Regions from separate parts of the Homo sapiens genome. Here region 1 is linked to region 2. A link is a loop called in an ENCODE intact Hi-C map of the cell type or tissue named here. Cell type or tissue: heart left ventricle. All regions are shown on one strand. Links, peaks and the distances in the headings refer to the core of each region. The heading gives the core; the rest is flanking DNA.

What was found. Hi-C counts contacts between places; a loop is a spot of excess contacts. Peaks named below come from ENCODE experiments on the same cell type or tissue, not always from the same donor. Only the 100,000 strongest peaks of a DNase experiment are listed, where the experiment ranks them.
Region 1: it touches region 2 in a loop (2.5-fold over the local background); 13 of 110 quality-filtered maps call a loop at or near these places.

Annotation. Positions count from the first base shown.
Region 1 is chr14:52,931,229-52,943,319 of GRCh38, forward strand. All of the region lies in intron 2 of FERMT2 (FERM domain containing kindlin 2), which reads right to left. Among named protein-coding and RNA genes, the nearest start is that of FERMT2, 14 kb to the right of the region's middle. In heart left ventricle, for the core only: no CTCF peak of the experiment used is centred there; no DNase peak of the experiment used is centred there.
Region 2 is chr14:52,872,282-52,884,372 of GRCh38, forward strand. FERMT2 (FERM domain containing kindlin 2) reads right to left here. Exons shown (of 15, transcript NM_006832.3): 5 at 8,963-9,188; 6 at 8,755-8,857; 7 at 6,301-6,408; 8 at 2,942-3,076; 9 at 1,896-1,945; 10 at 518-642. The region is part of intron 1 of LOC105370500 (a long non-coding RNA gene); the gene reads left to right. Among named protein-coding and RNA genes, the nearest start is that of FERMT2, 73 kb to the right of the region's middle. RefSeq lists a silencer at 890-1,184 and an enhancer at 11,618-12,091. In heart left ventricle, for the core only: no CTCF peak of the experiment used is centred there; no DNase peak of the experiment used is centred there; H3K27ac peaks cover 2,975 bases.

The sequences.
Region 1 (12,091 bases), core at 2,019-10,018, 59 kb after region 2:
GTGAGAGACACAGACAAGTAAAATGAGCTAAAAATATAAAAGAACAAAATGTCACAGAGGCAACCAACATTAAACGTGAAAGATTAATTAGGTTAACATGGCATTTTTACCTGGGTCTTAAAAGATGTGGGAGTTCAAATGTGCTAAGAGAAACCATCCTGTAGACAATGGAGGCTCTCAGATTGTTTTATTAACATAATTTTGATTTGATTATGAAGCACAAATTAGAGTCTGGCAGAAAATTTACCACAACATTCTAGAGAGCAGGGCCTGACATAAGGCAGAAGGTGAAGAGAAGGAGGCAAATATGAGGGAGTTGTCTAAGCTAGAATCATGGGTCTCAAGGACACTGATTTCAGATGAGAGAGGACAGCTGGAAGGTGAAGAGGGGAAGCTAGAAAGTTCCTAGCTTGATAATTAAATAGATGATAATAGCACTAAGATTTGTTTACTGAACATTTAGTATGTACCAAGCACTTAACACATTCTCATTTAATTCCAACAAAAAATGTTAAAAGGGGCGGGCGCGGTGGCTCACGCCTGTAATCCCAGCAACTCCGGGAGGATGAAACAGGCGGATCACCAGGTCAGGAGATAGAGACCATTCTGGCTAACATGGTGAAACCCTGTCTCTACTAAAAATACAAAAAATTAGCTGGGTGTGGTAGCACACGCCTGTAGTCCCAGCTACTCGGGGGGCTAAGGCAGGAGAATCACCTGAACCTGGGAGGCAGAGGTTGCAGTGAGCCCAGATCGTGCCACTGCACTCCAGCCTAGGCGACAGAGCGAGACTCCGTCTCAAAAAAGAAAAAGAAAAAAATGTTAAAAGGTAAATACTATTATAATCTCTTTGTTTTATAGATGAGAAAACGGGGGGTGGAGCCAAAGGACAGAGAAGTTACATAACTTGGCTAAAGTTCATAAAGTTAGCATATGTAGGAATTAGGATTTGACTCTAGATGAGTGTGATTTCAGAGGTGGCACTCTTAAATTACATGCCATTAGCCAAGATAAAGTTACGCAGAAGAGAAGCAAGTCTGGGTATGTTGAATATGAGGCCAAAAGACTAATGTTAGGACTCATTTACATTTCACAGTAAAATCCTGATGATTATCCTGCACATCTCTTAAGGAAATAGGTATTTAGGAGAAAGAAGATAGAACATCCACAAGGAGGCAAAGAGATTATTAAATAAAGGAATATTTTTATTATGCATGTCTTTCTCTGATTTAATAATGGCAACCACAGACAAACTCAAAGAGGTTATGGTTAGCAGCCATATAACTACTTGAAGAATGCATATACTAATATGCAAAATTAAACAGACTTTGAAACAACCAAAGAACACAAATGGCTATGAATGCAAAGAAGCAATTAAGAAAAATAATAACAATAATGTACTCACTTTTGGTTTTATACTAGAAATTAAGACTTCTACTGTCCAAAAATAATTGGAATAACTTCTGAGTCATTCCTCTCTTCCTTAAGACTGTTCATTGGTAATTAGATTATTCTAGAAAGACCAGAAGTGAATTCCTAAATTACTCTTAATCTATTTCTAGAGGGACAACCCTCCCTTCTAGAACTACTCTGTATTCTAGAGGAAAAGAATTCTCAACAGTGCAATCTACAACACTATCATCCAGGACCTAACTGAAGTTTTTATAATATGAGTTTCCACAACCATGAAAAACAGGAAAAGAATACCCAACATATACTTTTGAACTCTGCTGAATCTTATTCTCTCATATAGCGTTATTATTAATCAACAAAATGTAAAACAACAAAGAAATGAACAAAAAAAAACACTGGCGATGAAGCATACAAATATTTCCTCCCTATACTTCTGCCCCCACCCCATCCAGCAAAGTAAGGAAAGGCCTACACCAAGATCACAGAACAGTCATTATAGTAATCTAATCCTTATATCTTTGAAATTAGATAATATGTATCTCTACAAGTTATATTTTACTTTTTCCTCTCCCTCAGCTTTTCTTTCCATCCAAGTATTACGGAGTCTATCCCTTAAGCAGCTGTTAATTTGTTCCTTCCTTTCCTTTTACATTGCCTTAGTTCAGGTCCCCAACATCTCTACCCTGAATTACTATAACACCATTTTTTACAACACTATCCAGAGTTGTCTCTTAAAATGCAAACTTGATCAGTTTATTTGTCCACTTAAAAACTTTCCAAGTCTGGGCCAGGCACGGTGGCTCACGCTTGTAATCCCAGCACTTTGGGAGGCTGAGGTGGGGGGGAATCACCTAAGGTCGGGAGTTCGAGACCAGCCTGACCAACATGGAGAAACCTCGTCTCTACTAAAAATACAAAATTAGCCGGGCATGGTGGCACATGCCTGTAATCCCAGCTACTTGGGAGGCTGAAGCAGGAGAATTGCTTGAACACTGGAGGTGGAGGTTGTGGTGAGCCGAGATCACGCCATTGCACTCCAGCCTGGGCAACAAGAGCAAAACTCCGTCTCAAAAAAAAAAAAAAAAAAAAAAAAAAAGGGAAAAGAAAAAAACCCCAAAACTTTCCGAGTCTGTTACTGAAGTATCTTATAATCCGTTAACAGGTTCCACAAATCTGTGCCCCACATTGCCTTTTTCTAGTAGCTCTTACCACACCCAGATGCAGCTTTTGTTCTGGCCTAGTTTGTGGAACAAGCTGGTGTTTCAGATCTCCTTGATAGGCACCTTTTCCTTTCCCCCTTTATCAAACTGGCAAAATCATGCACCAGTACCAGCTCAAATATTACCACCTCTGAATCTTCACTGACCCACCTGTCAAAGCAGCAAAGTATACCTTAGCACTTTGAATGATATAATTCATTTATGTAACTAATTTCCCCACTAGATTAAGTCTTTATCCTGTGTCTCAAAAGCAGAGACCAGAACTAATAAATATTTATAAACTACTACTTGTAATATACAAATATTTGTAATATACAGGCAGCATGTAAAGCAATCTTAATAATCAATTGAAAAATTATAATTATTCCAAGATAAAAGTTCATGTTAAAAACATTAAAAACTCTTACTGTTGATTATAAATGTACATATGGAAATGGAAAAAATAGCAAAACTAGTGTTTATTTAGTGTACTGTAATTAAAACATTAAAAACATTGAGAAGTGTTACTTTTCTTTGTGAAAACTTAACAAGAATAGCTTAAATAGTGCTTGTCTTCTAATCATATAATTTATGATGTGGAGCAAGTATCTTTTATGCCTTGGCAAGCTGTCACACTCCTTCCTAAGTCTGGATCAACTTAAAACATTTTGTCCTTTGCTCTTTCAGTATCATGAAATATCTCTGACAGCTCCTTCAGTATGCAAAGTTTTTGCTAGTGTCACTTCCTCTGGGACATCTTCATCCTTTTTGTCATACCACTTGTATCATGTATGTAAGTTTACCTTCACTAAATTCCTTTGGCTGTATATCTATAGTCTTTCAAATGGTGAAAGCATCCACATTTCCATGGTGAGCTATTTCTTCTTTAACTCCATTTATATTTGATTCAACTATCACTTCTAGTATTTCATGAACACTTTTTGTTAATTCATTGCAGTTTTATCTCTGTTGGTCAACTCTTTCAATTATCCATTTTTTTAAAACATCATGAGTTTCTCATGGGGGACAGAGAGGCAACACTAACACTTCTGTGTGTGAACTGTATGCACAGTGGCCAATCACAGATAGACTTTGAAATAAGTGACATGACTTGTCACTGACTGTGATGAGCTTCTGTTATTTACATAGTGCTTTGTGGACTGAAGAGTTAGCCAGCAAGTTTTGTACTTTATGCAGTTACATCTTAGTTAATGTATAAAGTTAAAAGATAAAGTATGGTGGCAACTAAAATGTGAGCCATGTTGTTAGACAATTAGTGTTATTTAATAAGTAAACGTGCAAATTGCAACGTCCAAAGTGCTGTTTTCAAAAATGTCTGATGTCATATTAAAAAAAAAGTTTTTAATCTGCTAGCAGAAGCTGTAAACTTCAAAGTTTACATATCATTCAAACTGCAAACATATTTCAATTAAGGTACCCCATTCCATTTTAGGTTAAGGAAATTATTTTACATTAAGGCTCCAATGGCTAACTGAGGCAGTGTCAAATTATGGGAAACTGCTATGGACTAAATGTTTGTGTCCCCCCAAATTCATATGTTGAAATCCTAATCCCCAATATGATGGTATCTGAAGATGGGGCCTTGGGGAGGTAAATCAAGTCATGGAGGTGGAGTGCTTCTGGTGGAACTGGTATCCTTAGAAGAAGAGACAGAAGACAGCTGGTTTCCTATCTCTCCTTCTTTCCCTCCTCCATGTGAGGAAACCAGGAATAGGGTCCTCACTGGAAACCAACCATGCTGACATCCTGATCTTAGATCTGGCAGCCTCCAGAACTGTGAGAAATAAGTGCTTACTGTTTAAGCCACCCAGGATATGTTATTTGTTATGGCAGCCCAAGCAGACTAAGACAGAAACTAAACCTCTAACGAAAAGTGACAAATTGCAATTTCTTCTACATAGCTAGTTGAAAACTGGGGAATTCACTCTTCAAAATAAAGAGATCAACTAAGTTTACAAATAGCCTTTTGAAGTTACGAATCTGAGATAATGTCTATCAATTTCAATCTATTATCCGATACTATAAGACATACTAACTCAAAGCAGTTAAGAAGTTTTTTTCAGATCACATAAGCCATGCAAGCAGTTACAGAATGCATAAACAGAAAGTATGCCAATTATTAATTTCCAGAGGGTGGGTAACTTTCTATCCAATCCTGAAGGCTGGCTTATTGCTAATTTGGTTCAACCTGGCTTCATTCCTAGAAGACAGGGCTCGGAGTCCATGCAATGAAAAGGTCTGACAAATTCTAAGAGAGTAACATCAGGACAAAATTCACCAGTTAGTATTGGACTTAGAGAAGTATTAGTTGTGTTTGTGTTTTAAATGTGATCAATGACACTAGCTATTCTAAAGTTCAAAAGAAAAGCAATTTAGTAAGAATATTTAATTGGCTTTTATGTTGTAAGCTTATCTCAGAAAATATTAACAAATTCTAATATAAAACTTCAATGTATACTGGAAAAATTATTTCTTGAAATCCAAGAGGATTATCATTGCTTACACCTTATCTGCAAGTTATTTTATATGAAACTGATGAATTTCCAATGTGTAAAAATCTGATGTCTCCCCCTATTTAAAGTCTTTTATGGGCATCTCACAGCTCTGGGGATAATGCTAAATCTTTTAAACCTGGTTCAGAAAGCACTTTAGCATTATTTCTTCTTGAGCCTCACGTCAAGCCACTGGTTCCCTAGGATTGCTCCCCCATCATCACCAGACTTCTTTCAGTTCTTCAACTGGCCACACTCCCTTGCTCCACTTCCCATGCTGGGAATTCTCATCCTCTTCCCAGCCTGTTGTTCTGTCATCCTATCCCTTACCCACATCTCCTCCCATTTTTTGCCTGGCTAATTCCTACTCTCAGATCTCAGCTTAAAAGTCATTTCCCTCCCTCCACAAATCCTATCCTATATGCTAGGTTCCAGTTGCCCAGTACAGAATCCTATAACTATTTCAATTACCATAATACTCACTACATTATAGTAATTACTATTTAAGGATTGTCTTTAGGTCGGGAGCAGTGGCTCATGCTTGTAATCCCAACACTCTGGGAGGCTGAGGTGGGCGGATCACCTGAGGTCAGGAGTTGGAGACCAGCCTGGCCAACATGGTGAAACCCCATCTCTACTAAAAAAAAAATACAAAAAAATTAGCCAGGCATGGTGGTGCGTGCCTGTAATCCCAGCTACTCAGGAGGCTGAGGCACGAGAATTGCTTGAACCCTGGAGGTGGAGGTTGCAGTGAGCTTAGATCGTGCCACTGCACTCTAACCTGGGCAACAAAGCAAGACTCTGTCTTAAAATAATAATAATAATAATGATAATAATAATAAAGACTGTCTTTACCTTACGACTGCAAATAGAGTGAGGGTTAAGGAATGAGTTAATTTTGTTCACCCCAGTTTGTAGTATAGTCTCTGGCATCCAATAGGCTCTCATTTATAAATATTAAGTGGATAAGTTAAGGAATAACAGAATATCGTTTCACAGTTACCTATGTCTTTCTTCTCTATAAGCTTTTCTTCTATTTCTCTAAGCTAGTCTATAATACACCATGAACACTGCAATCCCCAACCTGGAATGCCTTTCTTCCTAACTTTCCACCCTGTCTCTCTTTAAATAAGGCCAGTTATTACTCACGACTCTAAACCTCTGTCTTCCTGTATTCAAGGGCTACTTATTTGGCACTTCTCAATCAGATCATTGACTCAAAGTAATTTTCTTGTTTCACTTTGTTACTAGCAAGCTGCTCATATTGAGAGCCGGGACTATGCCTCACCATATAATAGTTGGCTCTCCGTAAATGTTTGTTGCTGCTACTACAGTCCAGTTCATGTACCTTATATTCCCACACGTCTCATGTTATACCTCTATAACCTACCAAAAATAGAGCATGAATGTATAGAATTATCTCTATGCAGGAATGTTTACACATCAATGTCCCATCTCACCTAAGGGCCTTCTTTGCTATTTTAAGTTCTGTAAGGAATTTACTGCCCAAACTCATTAAGGATCCTCAATAAATTTACTGCCCAAACTCCAAAAGGATCCTCAATAAAACAATTATTAGTCTAACTACTACTTACTATGTGCCAAGAACTGCTCTAAGTGCTTTACACATGTGTCTGCATTTAATCCTTACGACAACCCTAAGTGGTAAGATTACTACACTTATTTTGTTTATAAGGACACTAAGTTGCGAAGATGTTAAATAACGTGGCACAGGGTCACAAAGCTTGTAAGTACTGAAGCTGGTATTCAAACCCAGTCAGTGACTTCAAGGAATGTATTCAGACACTTCACAACCACTAAACAGAATTTACAAAGGCAAGAAAATCTTTTAAAATGGTTTCAGCAAGAGATTAAATAAGAAGGGGTTTATGGTTAAATACTACATAAATAAAATGAAAACAAAGCAATCAGAATACTGAAAATCACAGTTGAAATTTATATTTTAAGTTTACATGGTATTTGAAGGATAACTGTAGATTACATTTTATTGAGCTCTTAGTATAGTCATTCTACTAATTATCAAGAATTGTTAATCCTTTAAATACCATATTTAGTCAATACATTAGCCCCCAAAACAAGTAAACTAAAGCTAAGTGAGACTAAATAATCAGAAGTTAAAATAACTTGCCCAAGGTCATATGTAACCAATAAGTTGGCCACATCTTAGAGTAAGTTCTTAGTCGCTAACAAAGTTCACTTAGTTTTTTTTTGAGACACAGTCTCACTCTGTCAACCAGGCTGGAGTACAGTGGTGCGATCTCGGCTCAGTGCAACCTCCACCTCCCAGGTTCAAGTGATTCTCCTGCCTCAGCCTCCCAAGTAACTGAGACCATAGGCATGAACCACCACACCCAGCTAATTTTTGTATTTTTAGTAGAGTCAGGGTTTCGCCATGTTGGCTGGGCTGGTCTCCAACTCTGGCCTCAAGTGATCTGCCCATCTTGGCCTCCCTAAGTGCTGTAAAATTCACCTTTTAAAGAAGGTATTTGTCTAACCAGAATATTGAATTTATGGAAACACTCCCTATCTTAGCATAGTGAGTCTATAATTTTGTATATGTGGAAGCATAAAATCTGCTTCTAGATGATCTTCATACTTTAATTCTTTATAGTATTACTAATAATGATGCAAAGTAGCACAATAAACTTAAAATCAATTCCTAATATGGTAAAGAGTATGTCAGACCTATTTGGCTTCTGGCTGGGTGTGGTGGCTCACGTCTGTAATCCCAGCATTTTGGGAGGCAGAGGTGGGTGGATCACTTGAGGTTAGGAATTCAAGACCAGCCTGGCCAACATGGTGAAATCCCATCTCTACTAAAAAAAAAAAAAAAAAAAAAAATACAACAAATAGCAGGGCATGGTGGTGCGTGCCTGTAATCCCAGCTACTCAGGAGGCTGGGGCACTAGAATCGCTTGAACCTGGGAGGTGAAGGTTGCAGTGAGCTGACAGCACATCACTGCACTCCAGCCTGGGCGACAGAGTGAGACTACGGTCTCAAAAAAAAAAAAAAAAACAAAGAACTATTTGGCTTCCTTTTAAAAGGCACATTCTCAATCTTTTATAATACTGGTATTTATCTGGCTCAGCACAGGGAGAAAATCTACAAACACTAAAATAGCTGGAACTGTAATTATCATCATAGCTACATTTACAAAAACTATTCTAAACACTTCATGTGTATTAACTAACATAATCCTTATAATAATCCAAAGATACTGTTATTATCCCCATTTTCCAGATGAGGAACCAGAGGCACAGACAGGTCACACAGCCCAAGGTCATACAGCTAGTATATGGTCAAGTCAGGATTCTGACGTGGGTGGGCTGCCTCTCAGTCTATGCTCCATACCAAGGGCATTCCATCTTGGCAACAGAAATCATTGCCACCTTGCATAAGACTTTTAACATTGATACAGGAATCATCTGCTTTTTTCAAGTTATTTTTAATTTCAAAGGTTATAAAATTCTTAGATCTGAACCCAGGAACTACATTAAGGAACATTAAGCTGGGAAGCACTTACCCAGTAGACAACTTCATCTACAATCAATAATGCTAGCACTTTATTGGTGTTTTATTCATAACCCTGAGTATTCCATTAAGAAAAAGATATCAAAAACATCATTACACTGATGCTTTGAAATTATAATTGATTTTTTAAATACCTAATGTATTTTTTAGTTACAACATGATGTAAAAATAAGACAGTTAAATATCTGAGAAAAGACTCCCTTCCGATTCTAAAGTAGATGTCACCTTCTCTGGGCTGGAGGTTATCAGCCCAATAACCTTGATATGTGTAGAAAGGTCACCCCAAGGATGCACTGACACTGGCTGGTCCTTATGTATCTAAATGACAGATAATTAAGTCTGAAACCTGAAACCTGAATCATGGAAGGAAATCAAAACGTAAACCTCAAATTTTAATCATTTACTGCTTATCTCTTTTTCTCATATACACGAATTCACTTCCAAGCAGCATTAATGAAGTTGAGAGAAAATACCATAAGACATCATTTTCAATTAACTTTCAAAATGTTTTACTATGTAACTCTAGGTGAGTTACTATGAACAATTAATTATTCATAATATTCTCAAAGAAGGGAAATAGATCAGGATTTGTATACTGACCCTTTAATCCACAAGAGTATGGCTGTAGATATATTTAAAGACATTCAGATATCTTCAGATACTGTTTATGTATCTTCTACTTTAGAGTTACCACATTTGAAGAACTATTTTCAAAGAATCCTAATACATTACACATTCCAAAGAGACAGGAACAAACTTAAATGATAGTTTATTCTGTGTTATCTATACTGAGATTCTAGAAATTGAAAAACTGACTTAGCCAGTAGGTTAGTCATTATGGAAATGCAAATTAAAATCACAATGAGATAGTACTACTTACTTATTAGAATGGCTAAAATTAAAACAAACGACACTAAATTCTGACAGTAACAAGGGTAGGGTAGACCTGACAGCAACTGGAACTCTCATACAATACTGACAGGAAAGTAAAGTGACGTGGCCACTATGAAAAAGTTTGGCAGTTTCTTCTAACTTCAAGCATATACTTACTATACCACCCAGCAATCCCACACCTAGGTAGTTACCCCAGAAAAATGAAAATATGCATTCACACGGATGTTTACAGCAGCCTTATTCATCATCTCCTAAAACTGGGAGTAACCCAAATGCCCTTCAATTGCTAAATGGACAAACTGTGAAATAATCCATTCAATGGACTACTACTCAGTGATAAAAAACTATTGATACAAACACATGAACGAAGCTAACATGTATTATGCTAAGTGAAAGAAACCAGATTCAAAGAGCTAGAACTGAATGGTTCCATTTGCAGGCCATTCTAGAAAAGGCAAATTATCACTGGTTTTTAGGATCTGGGTTTGAGGCGATGAGACGGTTACAAAGGAAACTTTTGGGAGTACTGTAAAAGTTTTCTATCTTGACTGTGGTAGTTTTACATGTCAAAACTCAGAATATTATACTAAGAAGGATAAATTTTACTATATGTCAATCAGACCTCAATGAGCCTGACACTAAGAAAAAAAATTAACAGGAAAAACAATTATATAGTAATTATGCAACTAATTTGTTAAAGAATGAATTATAACGAATATGAATTTGTAACCACAAACCCAAGTGCAGAAGTCACACTTCTTAATTACAAAATAAAAGAATTATTTAAAAATACACTTTCAGATGTATTTGTTTACTTCTCACTGGGCATATATACCAATTTTAAATGTTCCATGGCATAAGCATTAATTTGTCAGTAAAATAATTATTTAAATAGGAATACTGCATACATTAGCTTTTTTCTGAAACTACTTTCATTAGTTTCTAAATAGGCCCAATGTTTTCATGTGCCTTTGCTATAAATGAACTAAAAACACTGCTCTTATAGAATATATTAAGTAGAGAATTAATTTACTACTGATGCTTTCATGGTTTTAGATTTTTCAAATACCTGGAATACCATCATCCACTTATTGGTCCCCTGCATTTCAGAAATCTTATTAAAATGGTACTTAAATAGCTCTCTTACACTGCAGAGGCAGGTGTGTGTTTGGAAGTTGGCGGGAAAGTAAAATGACAGCTATTTTTTCTTGTTGTTTAGAGGGTGGGAACAGAAAGCAATCCTAAACTAAGCTTTTTTTGAGGAGTGCAATTCCCCACCAGTAAAGCTGGAACTTATTAAATATACTAGATTATATTTTAACCTACTTTTCCTTTTTTTCCTTCCTACTTTCATATACTCAGAGACTCAATGCCACAGAGAAGTATCCACTCTCATTTGCATAACACAAATAGTTTATATAAAGTATATATACATGTAGTATCAATATATATGTATTATCTCATTTAATTCTCACCAAAACCTGTGAGAAAATGTTTTTCTTTTTCTTTTTTTTTTTTTTGAGATGGAGTCTTGCTCTGTCACCCAGGCTGGAGTGCAGTGGCGCGATCCCGGCTCACTGCAAGCTCCCCCTTCTGGGTTCACACCATTCTCCAGCCTCAGCCTCCCGAGTAGCTGCAACTACAGGCGCCCACCACCACGCCCAGCTAATTTTTTGTATTTTCAGTAGAGACGGGGTTTCATCGTGTTAGCCAGGATGGTCTTGATCTCCTGACCTCGTGAGCCACCTGCCTCGGCCTCCCAAAGTGCTAGGATTACAGGCGTGAGCCACCCCGCCCGCCCCAAGAAAATTTTTTTCAATTTCTATTTTATAGAAGTCAAAACCCACTCAGGTTGGATTCATTGTCCAAAGGTCATACTAACCAGTAAAGTAGCAGACAGAGCCAGAAGTTGAATCCAGATCTTCTGACACACTAGGCAACCTGTTATTTCTTAATAATCTGTGCCTCCATCAGCACCTACTACAGTCTGAGAACAGCTGACATTATGGGAAACCTACATCCAATGATGTCTAAAACTATTATTAACAGCTTATTTAATAGTAAGCTAAGAAGTAAACTAAATTTTAAAAATAAAGTATGTGAAAAAGAACCTATAAAAATATCACTCTTGGCCAGGCGTGGTGGCTGATGCCTGTAATCCCAGCACCTTGGGAGGCCGAGGTGGGCGGATCGCCTAAGGTCAGGAGTTCAAGACCAGCCTCGCCAACATGGTGAAATCCCATCTCTATTAAAAATACAAAAATTAGCGTGGTGGCGGGTGCCTGTAATCCCAGCTACTTGGGAGGCTGAGGCAGGAGAATCACTTGAACTTGGGAGGCGGAGGTTGCAGTGGACTGAAATCGTGCCACTGCACTCCAGCCTGGGTGACAAGAGCAAAACTCTGTCTCAAAAGAAAAAAAAATCACTCTGAAGTGAAATTTGCACTGATACTAAGAACCTTATTTTAAAAAGGTTAAACAATGTCTTAAAAGACCAAGGCTGAGGAACTGTTCTACAGG
Region 2 (12,091 bases), core at 1,739-9,738:
GTGGTGGCTCACGCCTGTAATCTCAGCACTTTGGGAGGCTAAGGTGGGCAGATCAATTGAGGCCCGGAGTTCGAGACCAGTCTGGCCAACATGACGAAACCTTGCAGCTGGGTGTGGTGGTGCACACCTGTAATCCCAGCTAGTGGGGAGACTGAGGCAAGAAAATCGCTTGAACCCGGGAGGCAGAAGTAACAGTGAGCCAAGATTGCACCACTGCACTCCAGCCTGGGTGACAGAGCAAGACTCCCTCTCAAAAAACAAAAAAGAAAAGTTGAATCATACATTTCAGGTCAAGTCTGCACAAAGAGATTACAACAAAATATTTATGTGGAATTGAATACTTCAAACCTGTGAAAAGGACTATGTAAAAGAGACATATCTAAACATTTTTCAAGTACCCAAAGGAGTAAAGAAATTGATTTTTTTAAAAAACTTGTTTATCCCAGCAAGTGGCTCATTGACTATTAGGCCAATGGGGATGCCACCATCAACAACAGCCGTGCCAGGCTCTCCTTACCCCTGAGGTTCATCTGATGAGCTGGTGTGCCACTGGATTCTTCTTTGCTCTTATAACAAGAAATGGATGTGTCTTTGAAGGTGCACCAATATTGTTTGTAACCTTTCAGAGTCAGCTTTTTTGGCCTATGTATCAAAGAGAATTAACAACAAAATCACTTGGAAGTAACTTTATTAACGCTGTATTAGCAAAGTTTCACAATATTAATTTAAGTCTGGGGTCAAGTTTTACACGTGCTGAAATTGATCCCCCTTGGTCAGCGTCTTATTAGTCAGTGCTACTGTTACTGGATGCGAGCCTCCCTTCTCAATCTACTCTAGAAGATCCCACAAACAGCGTTCCGAGGAGAAAGGCAGTAGGGCCTGTGTTCCAGTATTCTGCAGCTGTAGCCATCACATCTATCACTAACTAGCAGGTCACATGGGAAGGGTAGGAAAAGAAAGGTGAAGTAAATGTCAGTAATTGGAAAATTCCTAGATCCTGTAATTACCTGCAGGTTTATGGGTGTCTGCAGGATTGCCTTGGAGCCTCTATAAAGATGCAAATTTACCTGGCAGGACTGAAAGTGGGGGATGTGCTTCTTTCTCCGGGGTAAATTCCAATGGTGACATTAACTTGCCACTCCAATATCAAACACAGAAGGAAGATGACAGAGCAGTCATGAGGATGTGTAAGGAAAGGTGCAGGTAGATGAGAAAGGTGGGTCAAGGGGGAAGGAGAAAGGGTAGGGTAGTGGATCTGAAATCATGCCCTTATCTCAGAAGTTCCATATTTTGAACTGCTGTATGTTCAGCTATGGTAAATGGTTTATTCTAGAGTAGTTTTGTATCTTATATAGTAGAAAATAGTACTTTCCACATCACCTCCTTTTCCTTTTTCTCCTCTCTGCCTTAATGCCGAGCTCTCTTGATTCTGTGGAATATAGCTGGATAGAGTGTTAAAAATCTTGATCAGATATACTAGAACTTTACATAAAATGTTCCATGAACAAATGAACAGAGTTCAATAGAATCTTGCGCTCTGAACGAGGAAATAATCGCTGGCAGTGACACAGTTCATTATGTACTGCTTCCAACTGAGGCCCGGAGGGGCTGTGCCACTGTATTACTATGTTTCAGCATCTGTATGATGCAATCTAGGTTTCACAATCTTTTTTTTTTTTTTTTAAAGAAAAATCTGATAAAAGAATGAGCATTGTGATTTTAATTTTGTAAAAGTGGTTATTTTCTCTCGTGGTAATTTGGTGTTCACCTAACTGGTAAATCCTTTTACAGTAGATGCGTTTGTTAGTCAAACTTAACAGTTAGTTTCAATAATGTGACCATGACTATAAAGCTGACAGTTATTAATATTTGGCATCCCTCCTTTTTGTACTTACTTGAAAACTTTAATGTAGTCAGCAAGTTCAGGAATGGAAGTAATGTCACCCTAGGAGAGAGTTAAATCCTTTTTTAATTTTTTTAATATTTGAAATTCTTTCTAATGTTTGGTATCTGATATCAAGAACTAGCTTACTTAATAAACAGAATGACATAAAATACAATGATAAAGATTTAAACAACAAAATCACATTACATAGTCTTGTGGACCATATTCTTCTTGGTACAAAGGCATTTTCAAATAGCATAAAAGGTTAACAAAATTTTCATCAAAATGGCAATTTATACAACCCATGAGAATATGCTATCTTTAATAGTGCTGAAACTGTTTGTAGGTGCATATAAATCTGTACATTGTAAAAGGCCTGAAGTGTTTCTTCAGCAGTAACTAATCCCTATACTTAAAAACCAAACCCAGTGTTTCACAATTTTCCCGAGATCTATTTTCTTCTTTTTGTAGTATTTCAAATGTGCACATCACTAAGTGGATTTTTACCATGACTTGAGATTATTTTCCTCTGCAGAAATGTCTTCCCACCACTTGTAAAAGAATTTGCAGAGTATTAGAGTATTAGATCTATTCTTACTGTATTGAATGCACTAGAGACTAATACATTATTACTTTAAAAACAAACTTCCCAGTGGTGGCGGGAGCACTGCTTAAGGCCAGGAGTTTGAGATCAGACTAGACAACACAGTGAGACCCCATCTCTTAAAAAAATAAAAAATTAGCCAGGTGTGGTGGTGCATGGTTGTAGTCTCAGCTACTCAGGAGGCTGAGGTAGGAAATGGCTTGAGCCCTGGAGTTTGAGAATGCAGTGACCTATGACGTGTGCCACTGCACTCCAGCCTGGGCAACAGAACGAGACCCTGTCTCAAAATAAACCACTTTGCTCAAAGTTCCTGAAAAATTAACATCTGATTTCTCTCTCTAAAGCATTAAATATTTCTCTCCACCACCCCCAAATACTTTGAACCTAAATCCACAAAATGGAATGCATCAATTCAAGCTAAATTAGTAGGTAAAAAAAAAGATTCACCCTACCAAAATTGTTGACGTTTTACCCCCTTCCAGAGTAATCTCCAGGTCTGAAAGGGCAGCATCAACTTCATCAACTTCTTTGTCACTGTTGTTCAAATGATTCTCTGATGTCATGATTGACAGCTTATTGATATGATACTGAAACCAGAATTATTTTATTAAAATAATTGCTATAACTGTAAAACTCTAAAATGAAATTACTATCTGAATCTATATTTAATGCTTTTCAGGACCTAATTTGAAAAGACAGAAGCGTCTAGGAACTAGAACGATAGGAAATAAATACCTGAAATCAATATCCTAAACCTGCTAATAAATACTTATCCAAAAGAAGTAGGGTCTTTGGACACATACCAATGAATTCATCATTTGCGGGCTCTAAGACTTAAGAGAGTTAACTGGTCCTCAACTGTACTTCACATTAACAGAGATTTTTGACTTTTTTTTTTTTCATTGTAATCTGCCCTGTGTCTATAACAGGGCCTGTTATCAAGAAATATTGAATGAACATACAGAATATGCATAAGGTCTTTTGTAGAAACTGATGAACACTGAATGCTGTACACTGCTCCTATTACCCAGGAGAAAGTCATCATTATTATGTCGAAAGCTAAAACTCCACTTTTTCCCCATCCTTGCTTCATGTTCTGTATTCTCATATCTAAGAATGTTTGTACGTGAGTACGCACATGGACACCCACATATACGTGGGTGGGGTGGGGGCAGAGAGAGAGTAGTGAGTAGTGATGACTACTCATATGTAGACAGGAAAATTTTTGGATACAGAATAGTTACTGATTTTAAATATACTTCAGTAAGTGACTTAGAACAAATATTATGTTAAGCCTTAGGTTTTCTACAAAGGTCAGCAGAACCTTTAAATCTTAATCAATTACCTTTCAAAGCAACAAGTGGCACTCCAAATGTCTAAAGTATTCATTTAATACATTCATTTCATGGGAACATTTAGTGAACTAATCTGAGGCCACTTACCAATGTTCTGTGTTTTAAGATTTAGTGATTGATTGGTAATGAATAGTCTCTGACTACTTCAATTGTGCTGAAATGAGATCTTACAATTGTAGAAATGTCAATGTTCATAAATTATGGGAAATGAGGTAGAGGTTGAGGCCCTCAGGTCCCAAATGTCAGAGTATATTAAGAGTCTGGTGAAGAATTGGTCAAAAATACAGATCCTTAGGTTTACTCCAGAGATCCTGATTCAGGAAGTCTGGGGTCCAGCCTGGAATCTGCATTTTTACTCACTGCTCTGGGTAATTCTGATGCAAAATGTCTTTATGAGTCATACCGGAGAAATCCTGGCTGTGAATGGGACTTAAAAAATCCAGCTTTGCTTTCAAAAGTGCAAGGGATATCTTAAATTTCTTAATACATACTCTGACTTAAATGCTTTAAAAACAATGTTACTAATTCATCTACTTTACTTTTTATCCCCACCTTCTTGTTTTGTATTATTCTGCTTCTTTTTACTATTGTAAATTTACTTTACACAAGGATCCAGATGTCCCAAGGAGAGTATACTTCGGAGTATAGGTTCTCTCTGAAAGAAAAAATTCTAGGCATCTCCTCCTCACCATACTTTCACAGTTTCCTTATTCTGGTACTAGTTGGCTTCCTACAACCTTAGGGTCAGTCTCTGAGAAAGCCTCCAACAACTCAAATCTGTATGTCAAAATACTCTCATTATATCTAGATTCTAAAATGGTCTTGGAGGGCTATGGTTTGAGACCATTCCATTTCCATGAATTAAAACCTGTGGTCTCTGAGGTGTTCCTTCTGTAGTGATATGGAATGCCCAAGATACACTCGGGGAGGTGGGCTGCAGAATCATGCCATTCCTGTGAGAACACAACTGTGTGTACTCTCATTTTACAAACACGTTTTGAGCACCTACTATGTGCCAGGCATATAATAGGCATCTGTTGGTTTTAAAAACAATAACCATAAACATGTACTATTTTTTAATACAAAAATAAAGCAACAGTATAAAATCTGTGGTCTTTCACACATATTTTACAGGTATTATTATTCTATCATTGGCAAAACCTCCACTAGAAAATCATAAGCCTGTATCAAAGTGAGGAGGATGCAGGAAGAAAGCCATAACCACGTGAGGGGACTCCCAACAAACTGCTCCAGAATTTAATTCAAGAAATTCACCAGAGAGTCAGAATTATCTGGAAACACAATACGGGATCCTAACTGGCTCATTAATCAAGTTCCTAGAAAATAACTGATTAATCCATCTGTCACCTGGGATTTATTTTCCTTGTCTATGCTTCTTTGCCACTCCTTTCATTATGTAAAACTAAGGTGAAAATTAGCTGTTCTTGCTTTTTTTTTTTTTTTTTTTTTTTTGCTAACCTCACTCCCCATTCTTGCTTTCTAATGTCAACTTTTTGGGTCACAACTGAAAACTTTTCTGGATGCATAAAGGAGGCATTTGGAAGACTGAGAGCATTTTTGTTTGTGTTCTAAGGAAAAACAAAATCCCTTCTACAGTGAAAAGTTCTTCAACTGAATGTCAACTCTGCTTCCTGTACTTCTGTTATTTATAGAACACCAACTTCATCAGGACTTTAGGCTGAACCTAGAATCCCGTCATAACTGGGAATACTTGCCAAAGCATTACTCGGGTATCTGAAATTTAAGAAAGATGAATTAATTTGGTCATCAGACCTCAGTATCTGTAAGAATGTGGATGTGTGGATGCCACCTTAAAGTTATTCATGAAGTGGATAATTAATTTTTAAATAAGCTCCCCTATAATTCTGAAGGAGGTGGTATGTAAGAACCACATATGAAAAAACTGGTTTAATCTAAGGACAATGTTAGCTATCTACTTAAGGATTATCATTGTAGAAAAAGGTTTGGTTCCACTAGTCTCTCTAAATCTTATCACCTAAAAGCATCGCTTTGCTACAGCCCATTTTATAGTGTGTTGTATCATCCCTGGCTATTTATGAAATTATACAGGTAAGCTTCAGATTAGATTTCAGAAATCTGATTTTTAATAAATATTTTCTTTCCAAGGAAAAACTGAGGAGCTTTGAGCAGATTTATATTTGGGGGTGAGAGGATAATTTTTTTCCTACAAAATAGGATAATTTTTTTCCTACAAAATAGAGAAAAGTACTTAAGTATACCACTGAACTCTTGGAAAAGATAAAAAATCAAACTAAAATGTATTTGTTTTGCTTTCCTAAGTGTCTACTCACTTTCTTCATGGCAAAAATTCTGTCTCGTGAAATGTTACTGGAATTACTATTCCACTTTACTGTTTAAAAATACCTCCCTACCCTTTACCGGAATAAGTCCCATTTACTAGACCTTTCAACTACCTGCAGGGCTGCAAACATCATCATTTCTTCTTCTGTGCATTCAATCTCTTCCAGGAGAATGGCCCATTTGGCCTGCTCGTAAAGCTGATTGATTCTGATTGCATCATACTGCAACAAGAGAAATAGTTCTTTTGTAATATATAACCTTTACCATTGAAAAATTTCAAACTCTGAATATTCAATTGACAAGAAAAATTTAATGCTTTTTTTCCTGGGATCTTAATTTACAAGCAAGAATTTTTATTTACAATCAAGTATTATTAGAAGGATACCTATGGGGTCAGACATGCCTATATATGCCCACATCTAATTTTCCATTAAAAATGACATTAAAATATGACAGAGAATAATTGATTGTACAGTATTAAAAAGTAGATTCTGTATGTTATTTTTCAGGGAAATAACCACTAGACATTATAGCCTTTAACATAAGAAATCTAATTTGATGACATTAAAGTAAGGCGGAACTACCGATTATTTTTCAGTGTTATTACTGCAACTTGCCATACAAACATGTAATCAGAAAGCAAATTATTCTGGGGAACATTTTGTTCACTGTGGAGAAGCATACCCAGATAAAGTGGCAAGTCCTTGGAAACGGCAGTTATTTTAAGTATGCAAAATACAGGGCAAATATACTTGTGGAAAATGTTTACTTATATGTTATTCAATTATCCATTTAATTATATAAATAAAAGTCAATAGTAATGCCTTAAGAATACTGCAGATTGAGTATCCCTTATCCAGAATGCTTGAGACCTTCTGTGTTGAATTTAGAATTTTTATAGATGATGGAATATTCCATTATACCAGTTGAGTGTCCCTAACATAAAAATCCAAAATGAGCATATCCTTTCAGCATCATGTCAGCCCTCAAAAGTCTTAGCTTTTGGAGCATTCTACATTTTCAAATTAGGAATGCTCAACATGTATTTTAGAACGTTGACAAAATACATCTCCATTCCCCTCACAAATGTAACTATTCCCAAAGTAGCTTTGGCTTTACTAAAAGTAGGTATGATGTGGCCTGAAAATGAATTAAAATTATTTTCTATAATTTTATTATAGAGATTTTACTGTTGTATAAAGAATTACTTAAGCATATAATAAAAGAATGTAAACATAACATTAAAATCTAGACTATACTCTAAACATGAAAAGGATGAGAGGGTAGCCAAGAGAGGTTTCTTTCCCCAGGCTGAAAGAGAAGTAAAAGATTCAAACCTCTGTGCCAAGTGTTTTCTACGGGGGAAAAAAGCTCCAGATATTTATGGTAAAGTTAAATCTTACCAGAAAAGTGAAGTACTATGGTAGCAGAGATAATACCAATCATAGTAAAGACAAGTAACAGTGTTTGTCTGTTACAGAGGAAAAAAATGTAGACCTAAGAAAAATTTGGCTGAGCATGGTGGCTCAGGCCGGTAATCCCAGCACTTTGGGAGGCTGAGGCAGGAGGATGGCTTCAGCCCAGGAGTTTTGAGACCAGCTTGGGTGAAATAGTGAGACTCTGTCTCTACAGAAAATAAGAAAGCCAGGTGTGGCTGGGTGAGCCTGTAGTCCCAGCTACTTGGGAGGCGACGTGGGAGAATGGCTTGAGTCCAGGACTTTGAGGTTACAGTGAGCCATGATCATACCACTGCATTCCAGCCTGGAGGACAGAGTGAGACCCTGTCTCAAGAAAAAAACGTTTTTTTGAAGCAACATCTTTTGGCACGTAATTAGTAATCTAAAAGTAATTGAAAAGGTAACCTTTTTGAAACTTTTATTTAAATATAGTTGAAGAGAGGTCTTATATTTTAAAAATGAACTTTGCCAATTCTTTTTTTTGTTTGTTTGAGATGGAGTCTTGCCCTGTTGCCCAGGCCGGAATGCAGTGGCATGATCTCGGCTCACTGCAAGCTCCGTCTTCCAGGTTCAAGTGATTCTCCTGCCTCAGCCTTCCAAGTAGCTGGCATTACCAGCGTGTGCCACCATGCGTGGCTAGTTTTTGTATTTTTAGTAGAGACGGGGTTTCACCATGTTGGCCAGGCTGGTCTTGAATTCCTGACCATGTGATCCGCCCACCTTGGGTTCTCAAAGTGCTGAGATTACAGGCGTTGAGCCACTGCACCCGGCCTAAACTTTGCCAGTTCTATAGTACCAAAAGAGTACCTTTAAAATACAAATCATGACACTCTAAGAGCTTAGAGATTAAAAAAAAGATAAAACCAAATCAGCCAAAAGTTTCATTATCTTAATAACAACAATAAAAAGGTTTAGTTATGCTTCCAACCTACTAAAATAGACTTATTTAAAATACAAATACCTTTGCCTAAAAGTTTGGGTTTTTAATAATTATTCAAGATTTCCTATATACAAATAATTCCTTATTCCACCGACTTCCAAAAACAAACATCCATGTGAACAAAACAAATTAATGGGGAAAAAAAAAAGATCCCTTTAAACCCTCGGTACCTTTGGATTCAAATCAAAAAAGCTGTAATACTTGAATCGGAGCAGCAAGGCCTCATTTTCCTTCACATCTTGTTCCATGAGAGATCTTGAGGAATCAAGCCATCTGGACAAATTAAGAACAGTGGAACAAAACAACACAGAATGAAGACAATATTTCTACCTCTAGCTGGATGAAGAAATTCAATTTTATCTATATCTTAAAACTTACCCTTGGTTGATTTTTGCTTTATCAAGAAGAGCTTGAGGCTTGAACATTTTTGCCAAGATTTCTGGTGACGTGATTGGTTGACTGACAGCAAGTATACCAGGATTGCCTTCTGACAAAGCACTGTCACCAAACCAAGCAGAAGTTGGTGACAAGGGGCTTCCATCATGAGCATCATAAGTGGGGGTCATTGTTTTACTATACAGTCCTGGGCTTGAATATATACTTCCTAATAAGTAACATGAAAAACAGGTAGTAAGTATGCAGTACAGCATCTTATTTTTCAATAATAACACATATTATGATATAAAGCACATTGTGAAACAAAAGTTTTATTCTGAAAGGAAAGCTTAGTATATTATTTTACCTGTTATGAAAACATGTGTAATTAATTCTCCTTGTATAACATTAAAACACGTAATAAAGCCTTAAGAATATAATTAAGTTGGCAGAAATTCTGGGGAAAAAAAATCAGTTCAAGAGAATTAGAAAATAAGGATATAGCTGAAGCAGACAGACCAACACTTTTTGTCTTTAAATTGTGGCAAGGCTCACCTTTCAGAGGGCCAATGTAAAGAACATCAGTGCCTATAGGAAAGGAAAGAAAGGAATTCAGAAGGTAAAGGAAAGGCCACAACAGAGGACAGAAACAAAAGAATGAAAAGAAAATGAGAAAAAGAAAAAACAGATTTTCCCTAATTGTGAATCATAAACTGAAGTACACATTTCAAGTGGATTTCAGAGTAAAGAACCTTAGAAGCTACAACCTAAGTAAAACGGTTTTTTTTGTTCAATTTAAAAGAATGAAGTTGTGCTGTAGTCAAGTATATAGTGACAAATATGTCTACAACTTTTACCACCATTTGAAATCCATACAATTTGAAGGTAACACAATAGAACTGAATTCATATAGATTAAGAATAATTTTATAGTAAAGTCTTCTCAGTGAATAAACAGGTTTCAACAATTTTACAAATAAAGTTTTTTTTAATTTTTAAGTTCTGGGGTACAACAAATAAAGTATTAATGTAAAAGGGGAGATAAAAGTCTGCCCTAGAAAGAGTCTAAACAGAGATATATTTAATAGTCAAATCTCAAAAGGAAGGGATATTGCCTTATTTATCTTCTGATTTCTTAGTATTAGGGCTAGACATATAGTAGAGGTTACGTAAATAACAATTTGTTACATTAGTCAACAGATGGTATGTGCTCCTTTATTTAAACTACAAAAATTAAGGAGATGAATTTAAGGCATCTAAAAATGTTCAGAATGACATTAAGGACAAGCAGCTCCCCCAAGTCCTAGCTCTGTTAAATTATATTTTGTCCTGTTGTCATAATTTTTCAAAAGAAAATGTGCAATGGGCATAACACTGTTAATGTAAAGAAAATGGCTTTTCCATTCCCTAAATTTAGGGTTAAGCTTAGAAATCCATCTCCTTTCCTACTATTTTTAACTCTTCTCCCCATGCAATGATAGAAACACTGCCTGTGAAAAAGTGGTGCTAATGCTAGAGATTTTTGTAGCTGTCATGACCTAGTCTAGGAAGCAAAGTTAAAAAAAAAAAGTTTTTACTGAAAATATGTAATCTCTTGCTGGACACAGGATATTTGATTTTATGTCCCTGACATGTGTTCTTCCAATGTTAGTACTAAAAAAAACCTGTAAAATCTAGGCCAGGTGTGGTGGCTCACTCCTGTAATCTCAGCACTTTGGGAGGCTGAGGCGGTTGAATCACTTGAGGTCAGGAATTCGAGATCAGCCTGGCCAACATGGAGAAACCCTGTCTCTACTAAAAACACAAAAATTTGCCAGGAGTGGTGGTGCACGCTATTCGGGAGGCGAAGGCTGCAGTGAGCCAAGATTGCATCAATGCACTCCAGTCTAGGCAACAAAGCAAGACTCTATCTCAAACAAACAAACAAACAAACAAACAAAAAACCCTCTAAAATCCGAACACTGTTAATCCTAAAACACAAAGCAAAGTTGTGAACTCTTTATCAGCATTTAAAGAATACTGGGATCGTTAGTCCTGGGGCTTTAAAAGCTAGATCCTTAAACTAGACAGGTATTTTTCAAACTTAAAATTGTGTGACACCTTTTGAAAGGACTAATTGGGCACCCCACACTTATTAAATGTGCTGAACACATTACTCCAACTCAGTTGGGCAAAGGGTATTTCTGCTACAGAGTGTGCATGTAGATAAAGTGTGAAAAAACATTAACTTCTAGGCAAAGTCTTGTTTCTTTCAAAGATCTATTAAATAAATCTGTTACGAAGAATGTCAGTATACTGAAAATGTGCACCTGGTGAGATTATAATTTCTATCCAAAACTGAGTCAAGTTAGAATGGACAATTTGCTTTATAAAGTTTCTAATATAGAAAAGATACTCCCCCTAAATCACTGATATGGTTTGGATCAGTGTCCCTGCCCAAATCGCATGTCTAATTGTAATCCCCAATGTTGGAGGAGGGGCCTGGTGGGAGGTGACTGAATCACAGGGGTGGAGTTCTCATAATGGTTTTGCACCATCCCCGCTTGGTACTGTATAGTCAGTGACTTCTCATGAGATCTGGTTGTTTAAAGTGTGTGGCACCTCCCCACTCCCACCCCTACCTCCTGTTCCAGCCACGTGAAGTGCTGGCTCCTCCTCCGCCTTCCGCTGTAATTGTAAGTTTCCTGAGGCCTCCCCAGGAGCTGATGCCACCATGCTTCCTGGACAGCCTGCAGAACTGTGAGCCAATTAAACCTCTTTTCTCCTAAGTTACCAAGTCTCAGGTATTTCCTTATAGCAATTCAAGAATGAACAAATACAATCACACATTTAATAGAATCAGCCACCCACCCAAATCTGCGTTTCAACTTCCTATAGTTTGTATCTTCTTCAATTCATACTTAATCACTTCGTTGTTCTTATTTGTTCTGTAGGCACTATGTGATAATAAACTCACTTAGCGTTCACAACAACTCTATTATTCTCACTTCAGAGGAGCAAACTGAGGCAAAGCAAGGTTAAATAACTTGTCCAAGGTCAAGAGCAAGTAAGCTGCAGCCAAGCTATAAATCGGCCAGTCTGGGCAGGCGCGGTGGCTCAAGCCTGTAATCCCAGCACTTTGGGAAGCCAAGGT